2 separate regions of the Homo sapiens genome follow, and region 2 is linked to region 1. A link is an interaction called in ENCODE POLR2A ChIA-PET data of the cell type or tissue named here. Cell type or tissue: PC-9. All regions are shown on one strand. Links, peaks and the distances in the headings refer to the core of each region. The heading gives the core; the rest is flanking DNA. Region 1 overlaps KLF3 (KLF transcription factor 3). Region 2 overlaps LINC01258 (long intergenic non-protein coding RNA 1258).

Region 1 (5,389 bases), core at 216-5,215:
ACGGATCTTTGTTAAATGAACTGTTAACACAATCTAAGCAAGCTGAACAGTAATGTTAAGAGTCTTTGCAAGGTCTTGCTTCAAATCTTTTGAACAAAATTTAAATATGCCACAGCAAATGCATCAATTCCATGAGATGCCCATGAGGCTATTCACTGAACTCAGGCTCAAAGCTGATCCCAGATCAATCTGATCCTTTCTCGCCCTTTCCCCCACTTCTCTATGGATTGGAACACACATAAACTGGTTACCTCGGTCAAAACAAAAAGATTTTCCTTGCGTTCCATCTTGATTCTTGTGTGTTGTGAAAGAACCATCTCAAGAAATGAACACTTTGCCATGAATATGACTAAGCATTTACAATACAGACAATATCTACTTTTCAAAGAGCCATTTTATCACTCAATTCATGTCATAGTTGCAAAAAAGAAAAACTTCAGCTGAAAAAAAAATTATCTTTGCCTTTAGCTGAAAAACAAAACAAAACAAAAAAACAGCCCAATTAGGATGTTTTAGTATCCTAAAGAAGTTTTGCAGTGCTTTAAAAAAAGGAAAATCAAACCCAAGTGCCAAGATAACACATTTCTTTGCATTTCTTAACTACATTTCTTTACAGCTGGTTCACAGGGCGGATGAGTGGGACCTCTTAGCCTCTTAGGTGCACAGTCCCTACAACTTTTATTAACACAGTGCCATCAAAGCAAGCTCCCCACACAATTCACAGGCCTCCGGAATCACTCATTCACAGATGTTTTAAAAATGATCAAACAATGTATTCCTCCCAGTTAAAGTTGTGTTGGATCCTGAGTTGCGGCTGGGATGAATCTTCAGGATTTCATTCTTCTCTCTTCTCCTCCATTCTTGATGAAGGGGAATTTGGTTATATGCACCCACATTTAACTACTGTTGCTCACTTTCTTCAAATTCAGGACCAATGACATTTCTATGTATGAATTATTTTTATTGGCATTTAGACTATGGTGCTCAAAAGCCTGCTTTTGAATAACTTCCCCCAATAATGGTGCTATTTATCTTCAACATAAACACGAGCCATTATTTTCAGTTTGTTCTGACACTGAAATAGTGATAGGAAATTGCCAACTCTAACAGTAAACTTTTGGGAATTTTTGAGCTACATATATGAATCCCTGATCTGTGGTTTTCTATATTTTCTCATAAATTCCCAAAATAAAGGTATGTGTGCTTCACAACTAGTTATATTTACAAATAGTGTCACTCAGGTCTTAATTGAATCAATCCATTAAAGCATTAGCAGATGCTTTATGGTATGTGTCATGAATACAAATGACAGCCAATTTGGCACCTTAACAGCTCACACAGGAAGAGTTTCTGTATAAAAGCTATGTGATTAATTTGATAAGGGAATACAAGTACCACTCAACATTTCCCTGTTTACAAAAAAAGCTATAAGCAGATTGGGTAAAAGAAGAACCATCCATACTCTTACCCGAAAGATTTCTTACCATTACTGGGCAAATATTCCATGGAGTCCCTACTATCAATGTTTGATGATCTCATATTAAGGACATTGTAGGAATGGAGATAGTTGCATGGATAACCCCATCGGTATATGGCTTTGCAGCATGGTTCTACAAAGCTGAGTATGCACAGAGACTGAAGCTCTGGGAATGCTGCACACAGCTAACAAAATGTTGAAACCTCACTGACAACCCCTAGCCCAGGAGGAATTGCCTCTTCTGCTCCCCCTGCTAAATGGCCCTCTCCTCCGACTCCATGCTATGAAAACACAGCACCCTTCCCTTGAACTGCTACACATCACCCACCTAGATCGAAAGTTTGGGCTCATCTCCCATTGGTGGCAAAGACCTCCATATGAGCTGCAGGCACAAAGGAGGGCAAAGAACTCGATTCAGATGAAGTCTAAGATCCAGGTTGACAAGATTTGTGAAGAATGACGGAAGAGGTGACTGCACTAGCTTGAAATCTGGCTGTACTTCTAGCTAACCGGTGCAAGGGGCCACACTTGTTTTCACTGTCAAGCATAAAATATTATCACAGGGCAGAGGTAAGAATGTCTCTGGCAAGGACTAGCAGTCTGGATACTGTATTTCTAATACATTTACTCTGACATTCTTTTGAGGAATACATGGAGAACTGACAATTGGTTATGTTAGTTTACATGTTCCCTTGTTCTTATTACATTAAACGTATCTGTAAGAAGGGTTTGCTTAGCATCCCCAGAAAAAAAAAAAAAAGTGTTCACATTCTTTAGGTCTGACCCGTGGTAAGGAGAGGGAGGATTAGAGAACATCTACTACTGACCATATGGAAGTTTTGGATGATATAAATTCAGAGATTCAGACCAGCTGAATCAAATTAAAATGTACATGTAAAAAATGTGTTAGATAATGGGAGGCAGGACAGAGAGAGAGCCAGGTGAGTGGGGAGTCACGCTGAGGCAGGACACAGAGGCAATCAGACTAGCATGTGGCGTTTCCTATGGAGGGCAAGATGGTCAGAACGGGAGAAGCTGCGGTCACAGTCCGGGCACTGGAAAGGTTTGATTCCAGTATGTTTTCGGAAATGTCTTGTTAGTTCATCAGACCGAGCAAACTTCCATGTGCACCCTTCCCATGTACATTTGTAGGGTTTTTCTCCTGCAAAAGGAAAAAGAAAAGAGCTATTTTTTTTTTCTGTAAAGGTAGTAAAGATCTTTGAGTTAATGCTTGACAAATATTATTTCCAAGATATGTTCATACATTTGTTCTTCAATAACACAGTGCATTATAAACTACTGCAAGACAAGCAAGAAGAAAATGAACTAATACCGTAATGTTTCATTGGCTCTCTGCCAAAAAAACGGGAGGAGAATTTTAAGAGTTCTTAAAACACAGAGTCACTGAAATCCATTCTGAGGGACTACCAAATAGTGAATGAACACATGGTGATCTGTATTTGCACATCTCCCAAATCTTAAACCTGCTTGGGAGCTTAATTATATGCAGTGCTATTCATTTAATGAGATAATGAGAACTCCAAATTGAAAGTTTGTGGGATTTTCTTAAACTTTTCAATAGTTTTCCAAAAATATGAAGTCTCTAACAACTGAAGTATCTGTTAGGGATTAACATCTTATTTTCTTGTTTAGTCAATAACAATTAGGCCTAAGTATAATGCTTTAATTCAGGGGTACTAAAATATACGAATTCTTCCCCATCTGTCCTGAGCCAGGTTTTCACAACCCCCTCCTGTAGGATAAGGATCATTTACAGATGAGGAACAAAAGCTCCTTGTGAGAAAATGATGGGGAGAACCAGGATGAAGGGAGACCCTCACAAATAAAAAGGCTGTTATGGCAATCTTACCTTTTAAATTAGTCATAAGGGTCATGAGTATGACAAAATTAACTCCCATTTAACACCCTTTGTTCTCTAGAAGCCTTGAGGGATTACCATTCCTTGGCATTTGAATGAGATATGCAGGATTTCTATTATCTGCTTCCTGGTACAGAATACACACACAAAGAGGCGTTTTTTTTTTTTTTTTTTTTTTCCTACATCTAAACTGTCACCCAAATATTCAATGTCCTTTTAATTTTAGGCTGGAAGTGGGTAACATCCACCTCTTCGGTCCCACTAATGCCTCAAGGATGCCCTCAGTAATCATCGATTTGCACTGCTGTTTGGGCGTTGCTCTAGATACAAGGCTATCACCCTCAGCTCTCTCTGTGGGTGTTAGCTTCCTCTGCCTCCTCCCAGGATTCACTTAAAAACTTCACTTCCATTTTGCCACTTTCCTTCCCTTTTCTCTTCCAAACCTCAGATTCCTCTTTGTAAATTTTCTGAGTAAAAATGATTTGCAAGACTCAGAAAAGCAACCTACACTGCTAAGGAAAATGTACACAGATGCAAACTGCTGTCAAACTAGAATTCCACATCAAAGAGTTTGAGGTGAGATGAGCCTTACTGTACATACATCACCACTACTAATGGTCAATCAGGCTGTTAAAAGATGTCATTTTTAATATTTTTTAGAGACATGGCCTCCCTATGTTGCCCAGGCTGGACTTGAACTCCTGGGCTCAAACAATCCTCCTGCTTCCACCTCCCAAGGAGCTGGGACCACAGGTGCACGTCACTGCACCTGGCTGTTAAAACATTTTTGTATTATTTCCTTAAGATGTTTTACTACCAAAATGTTTGGCACTGAGACCAATTTCACATTTTTCTCGGCCATGTAATGACTTTTATATGATCTGGCTGCTCATGCTCTATATTCAGTATTGGGCGAGATGGAAGAAATCCTAGAACAAATATGGTAGGCAACGGCATAAGAGTTCCCTCAAGTTTAGAAGACAAATATTAACCACATTTCTTCACTTTTCTTTCCTTGAAGGACAGTCTTCTATTTGAATTGTTTGTGTTAAACTGTTGCATTAATTTGTGCTGCACAAAGACTGTTCGCTCTCATGAATTTACAATGCAGGTATGTGAAATAGCTCACAGGAAGGCCACATCCTTGACTGTGAAAGCACTTCCCCCATTCCAGCGGCGAAGGCTCCAACCCTTTCTCCCTCCTTTGCTAGAGAGCACAGAACTGCAAGTGATTGTGAGTGGCCTTGTTTTGGGGATTACTTTGAATCTATTCTAACTTATTACAAAGGCAAATCATTAGCAATATCTTCATTCTGCACAACTAATCTGGAGAAGACACATCTGGAGATGACTGTGGTGACTTTCAAGATGCCTGAAAACTTTGATCGTAACAACCTTTGCATTCCATTCTAATACTTCTTAAGAAGAAAGATGAAGTGGGTCTGGTGTTTCTATTACCTGTGTGTGTTCTTCTGTGTGCTTTCAAGTGGGAGCTTTTAGTGTACACTTTGTTGCATCCATCATAATCACATCTGTGTATCCTCCGCTTCCTTTGAGTATCCGGGGATTCCACAGGTAAAGGTCTCTTCCCAGGCTGCACGATGACCGAAGGGTGATTCCTGTGAAAGCCAAGGTTACAGGCCAAATGTTGAGAGCACGCTCTTCCTTTTTCATCAGTCTACTAAAAGCATTAACAACACTGGGCAAAAACAAACAAACAAAAAATCCCAACAAAATAAACAAAAAGAAATTAGCTGATCAACCCAAGAAGCACTGCTATATTCATTCAACAAACATTGAGTGAGCACCTACCATGAGCCAGGCACTGTGCTTGGCACCGGGACACAAAGATGAATAAAAACAGGGTTCCTGCCCTCGAGGAGCTCACACTCTAGGGGGAGACAGACATGGAGATAAGTAATGACAGTAAGAAGGGTTAAGTGCTATGCTAGAGGCAGGCACCAAGTGCTGGGGAGGCTCTTTTCCTCAGTCAACTTCTGCCTACTTATAGAATCTTGTGGTTCTAGGCAATG
Region 2 (5,389 bases), core at 289-5,288, 210 kb after region 1:
GCCAGGCGTGGTGGCGGGCGCCTGTAGTCCCAGCTACTCGGGAGGCTGAGGCAGGAGAATGGCGTGAACCCGGGAAGCGGAGCTTGCAGTGAGCCGAGATTGAGCCACTGCAGTCCGCAGTCCGGCCTGGGCGACAGAGCGAGACTCCGTCTCAAAAAAAAAAAAAAAAAAAAATTGTAAATATAAATATATGTATATATTAATATACCATATAATAAATAATATACAATATATAAATAAATAAATATAAGTATAATAACTAAATTATAAGGCAAATGATAAGCTTTAAAAAGTACTTACATTGGTCTACATGTCTGTTTTTGTATCAGTACCGTGCTGTTTTGGTTACAGTAGCTTGCAGTACAGTTTGAAGTTGGGCAGTGTGATTCCCCCAGCTTGGTTCTTTTTGCTTAGGATTGCCTTGGCTGTTTGGGCGCTTTTTTGGTTCCATATGAATTTGTAAATAGTTTTTTCTCATTCTGTGAGAGCCCAGAAATAAAGAGACACACCTACAACAATCTGATCTTTGACAAAACTGACGAAAACAAGCATGGGGAAAGGACTCTCTATTCAGTAAATGGTGCTGGGATAACTGGCTGGCCATATGCAGAAGATTGAAGCTGGACCTCATCCTTTCACAGTGTACAAAAATCAACTCAAGATGGATTAAAGACCTAAATGTAAAACCTAAGACTATAAAAACCTGGAAGATAACCTAGGAAATACCATTTTGGACATAGAAACTGGCAAAGATTTCATGATGAAAATGCCAAAAGCAATTGCAACAAAAGAAAAAATTGACAAATTAAACTAAAGTGCTTCTGCACAGCAAGAGTAACTTTCAACAGAGTAAAAAAGGCAACCTACAGAATGGGAGAAGATATTTGTAAAATATACATCTGATGAAGGTCTAATATCCAGAATCTACAAGGAACTTAAACGTAAAGCAAAAACCAAACAACCCCATTAAAAAATGGGCAAAGGACACAAACAGACACTTTTCAAAAGAAGACATACATGCGGCCAACAAACGTATGAAAAATGCTCAATATCACTAATCATTACAGAAATGCAAATAAAAACCGCAGTGAGATACCATCTCACAGCAGTCAGAATGGCTATTGTTAAAAAAGTCAAAAAATAACAGATGCTGGTGAGGTTGCAGAGAAAAGGGAATGCTTATTCACTGCTAATGGGAGTGTAAATTAGTTCAACCATTGTGGAAAACAGTGTGGTGATTCCTCAAAGAACTAAAACCAGAACTACCATTTGACCCAGCAATCCCACTACTGCATATATATCCAAAACAATAGAAATGATTCTACCATAAAGACACATGCATGCATATATTCACTGCAGCACTATTTACAGTAGCATAAACATGGAATTAACCTAAATGCCCTACAACAGTAGACTGAATAAAGAAAATGTGGTGCATATATACCATGGAATACTATGCAGCCATAAAAAAGAATAAGATCATGTCCTCTGCAGGAACCTGGATGGAACTGGAGGCCATTATCCTTAGTAAACTAATGCAGGAACAGAAAACCAAATACCACATGTTCTCACTTATAAGTGGAAGCTAAATGATGAGAACACATGAACAGAAAGAGGGGAATAACAGACACTGGGTCCTCCTTGAGGGTGGGAGGTGGGAGGAGGGAGAGGTTTAGATAAAACAAACAACAAAACAAAAAAAACCCTGTTGGGTACTATGCTTAGTAACCAGATGATAAATTAGTTTATACAGCAAACCCCTGAGTCATGAGTTTACCTGTATAACGAAACTAAGTATGTACCCCTGAACCTAAAATAAAAGTTACAATTTTTTTAACAATTACTTAACAATAGATATTTTTGATGCTGCTCACTATAGCTGATACTAACACTATGTCTCATTTATTTATTTTCTTTCTGCAGTTACTTTATTCAGGTAGACAGATCCAAACAACCTTTTCCATGAGGCGACAGGGTACCAATTAACCCATGGGTCTTATGTACTACTCCATCTGAGCAACCAACCCCCTAAATCAGTCTGTTTTAGACTGCTGATTTAGACTGATTTAAGACTGCTGGGGGAGGTTAAGTGCTTGGTTTTTGAACTTTTTCTTATTTCTATGATATGTTATTGTCAAACTGGACTCTCAGGTAATGTATAGTGAGGGGAACTTTGAAACATAAATTTGTTTTCTATTGTTTGTGATTCTTGGGGCACAACAACAAAACTCCACTGCCTGGTGGGGAAGGATGACCTCATCTCCTGTGTGTCCCTGGCTCCCAGTCACACCATTGGAAGGATGATTATACCTCCTTGCACAAATGAATGATTCTCTACAAATATGTAGTTTAAATGAACTCAGTTCAAAGAAACTGCCCACATTTCCTGTTGTTGATACTATCTTCTAACCTGTGAATTAATTAAAACACCTGGGTTTTAAACTGGCGACATCATTCCCCAGCTATAATTTCCTTTATGACCCAGGAAGTCCCTAAGGTATAGATCTACTTCATAGAATTAAAAATCCTTGTGAATATTGAATAGTACAAGCATGTTGCTCTACTTAAAAAATGTGCTAGACTTTGCAACTTCATCTACATCACAGAACTTGGTCAGCTTTGGGAAATAAGCTATAATTGGAAGACAGAAACACTGTTTTTCTGGTTTTTTTTTAAATATGTTATCTTGTGGATGTATCATGTTTATTTACCCTTTCTCCCACTGTTTTTTTTTATTATATATATATATATTTTGTATTATACTTTAAGTTCTAGGGTACATGTGCACAGCGTGCGGGTTTGTTACATATGTATACATGTGCCATGTTGTTGTGCTGTACCCATTAACTCGTCATTTACATTAGGTATATCTCCTAATGCTATCCCTTCCCCCTCCCCCAACCCCACAACAGGCCCCGGTGTGTGATGTTCCCCGGTGTTTGGTTTTTCGTCCTTGCAATAGTTTGCTGAGAATGATGCTTTCCAGCTTCATCCATGTCCGTACAAAGGACATGAACTCATCCTTTCTTATGGCTGCATGGTATTCCATGGTGTATATGTGCCACATTTTCTTAATCCAGTCTATCATTGTTGGATATTTGGGTTGGTTCCAAGTCTTTGCTATTGTGAGTAGTGCCGCAGTAAACATACGTGTGCATGTGTTTTTATAGCAGCATGATTTATATTCCTTTGGGTATATACCCAGTAATGGGATGGCTGGCTCAAATGGTATTTCTAGTTCTAGATCCCTGAGGAATCGCCACACTGACTTCCACAATGCTTGAACTAGTTTACAGTCCCACCAACAGTGTAAAAGTGTTCCTATTTCTCCACATCCTCTCCAGCACCTGTTGTTTCCTGACTTTTTAATGATCGCCATTCTAACTGGTGTGAGATGGTATCTCACTGTGGTTTTGATTTGCATTTCTCTGATGGCCAGAGATGATGAGCACTTTTTCATGTGTCTGTTGGCTGCATAAATGTCTTCTTTTGAGAAGTGTCTGTTCATATCCTTCACCCACTTTTTGATGGGGTTGTTTGTTTTTTTCTTGTAAATTTGTTTGAGTTCATTGTAGATTCTGGATATTAGCCCTTTGTCAGATGAGTAGATTGCAAACAGTTTCTCCCATTCTGTAGGTTGCCTGTTCATTCTGATGGTAGTTTCTTTGCTGTGCAGAAGCTCTTTAGTTTAATGAGATCCCATTTGTCAATTTTGTCTTTTGTTGCCATTGCTTTTGGTGTTTTAGACATGAAGTCCTTGCCCATGCCTATGTCCTGAATGGTATTGCCTAGGTTTTCTTCTAGGGTTTTTATGGTTTTAGGTCTCACATTTAAGTCTTTAAGTCTTTAATCCATCTTGAATTAATTTTTGTATAAGGTATAAGGAAGGGATCCAGTTTCAGCTTTCTACATATGGCTAGCCAGTTTTCCCAGCACCATTTATTAAGTAGGGAATCCTTTCCGCATTTCTTGTTTTTGTCAGGTTTGTCAAAGATCAGATAGTTGTAGATATGTGGCATTATGTCTGAGGGCTCTGCTCTGTTCCATTGGTCTATATCTCTGTTTTGGTACCAGTACCATGCTGTTTTGGTTACTGTAGCCTTGTAGTATAGTTTGAAGTCAGGTAGTGTGATGCCTCCAGCTTTGTTCTTTTGGCTTAGGACTGACTTGGCAATGTGGGCTCTTTTTTGGTTCCATATGAACTTTAAAGTAGTTTTTTCCAATTCTGTGAAGAAAGTCATTGATAGCTTGATGGGGATGGCATTGAATCTATAAATTACCTTGGGCAGTATGGCCATTTTCATGATATTGATTCTTCCTATCCATGAGCATGGAATGTTCTTCCATTTGTTTGTGTCCTCTTTTATTTCATTGAGCAGTGGTTTGTAGTTCTCCTTGAAGAGGTCCTTCACATCCCTTGTAAGTTGGATTCCTAGGTATTTTATTCTCTTTGAAGCAATTGTGAATGGGAGTTCATTCATGATTTGGCTGTTTGTCTATTATTGGTGTATAAGAATGCTTGTGGTTTTTGCACATTGATTTTGTATCCTGAGACTTTGCTGAAGTTGCTTATCAGCTTAAGGAGATTTTGGGCTGAGATGATGGGGTTTTCTAGATATACAATCATGTCATCTGCAAACAGGGACAATTTGACTTCCTCTTTTCCTAATCGAATATCCTTTATTTCTTTCTCTTGCCTGACTGCCCTGGCCAGAACTTCCAACATTATGTTGAATGGGAGTGGTGAGAGAGGGCATCCCTGTCTTGTGCCAGTTTTCAAAGGGAATGCTTCCAGTTTTTGCCCATTCAGTATGATATTGGCTGTGGGTTTGTCATAAATAGCTCTTATTATTTTGAGATACATCCCATCAATGCCTAATTTATTCAGAGTTTTTAGCATGAAGGGCTGTTGAATTTTGTTGAAGGCCTTTTCTGCATCTATTGAGATAATCATGTGGTTTATATGCTGGATTACGTTTATTGATTTGCGTATGTTGAACCAGCCTTGCATCCCAGGGATGAAGCCCACTTGATCATGGTGGAGAAGCTTTTTGATGTGCTGCTGGATTCAGTTTGCCAGTATTTTATTGAGGATTTTTGCATTGATGTTCATCAGGGATATTGGTCTAAAATTCTCTTTTTTTGTTGTGTCTCTGCCAGGCTTTGGTGTCAGGATGATGCTGACTTCATAAAATAAGTTAGGGAGGATTCCTTCTTTTTCTGTTGTTTGGAATAGTTTCAGAAGGAATGGTACCAGCTCCTCCTTGTACCTCTGGTAGAATTCAGCTGTGAATCCATCTGGTCCTGGATTTTTTTTGGTTGGTAAGCCATTAATTATTGCCTCAATTTCAGAGCCTGTTATTGGTCTATTCAGAGATTCAACTTCTTC

What was found. Peaks named below come from ENCODE experiments on the same cell type or tissue, not always from the same donor. Only the 100,000 strongest peaks of a DNase experiment are listed, where the experiment ranks them.
Region 2: POLR2A ChIA-PET joins it to region 1 with 7 read pairs; 2 of 35 experiments call an interaction of 5 or more read pairs at or near these places.

What each region holds. Positions count from the first base shown.
Region 1 is chr4:38,694,332-38,699,720 of GRCh38, reverse strand. It overlaps KLF3 (KLF transcription factor 3), which reads right to left. Exons shown (of 6, transcript NM_016531.6): 5 at 4,815-4,975; 6 at 1-2,639. The coding sequence ends at 2,458. Among named protein-coding and RNA genes, the nearest start is that of KLF3-AS1, 32 kb to the right of the region's middle. In PC-9, for the core only: no CTCF peak of the experiment used is centred there; no DNase peak of the experiment used is centred there; H3K27ac peaks cover 1,595 bases.
Region 2 is chr4:38,479,904-38,485,292 of GRCh38, reverse strand. The region is part of intron 2 of LINC01258 (long intergenic non-protein coding RNA 1258); the gene reads left to right. Among named protein-coding and RNA genes, the nearest start is that of LINC01259, 27 kb to the left of the region's middle. In PC-9, for the core only: no CTCF peak of the experiment used is centred there; no DNase peak of the experiment used is centred there.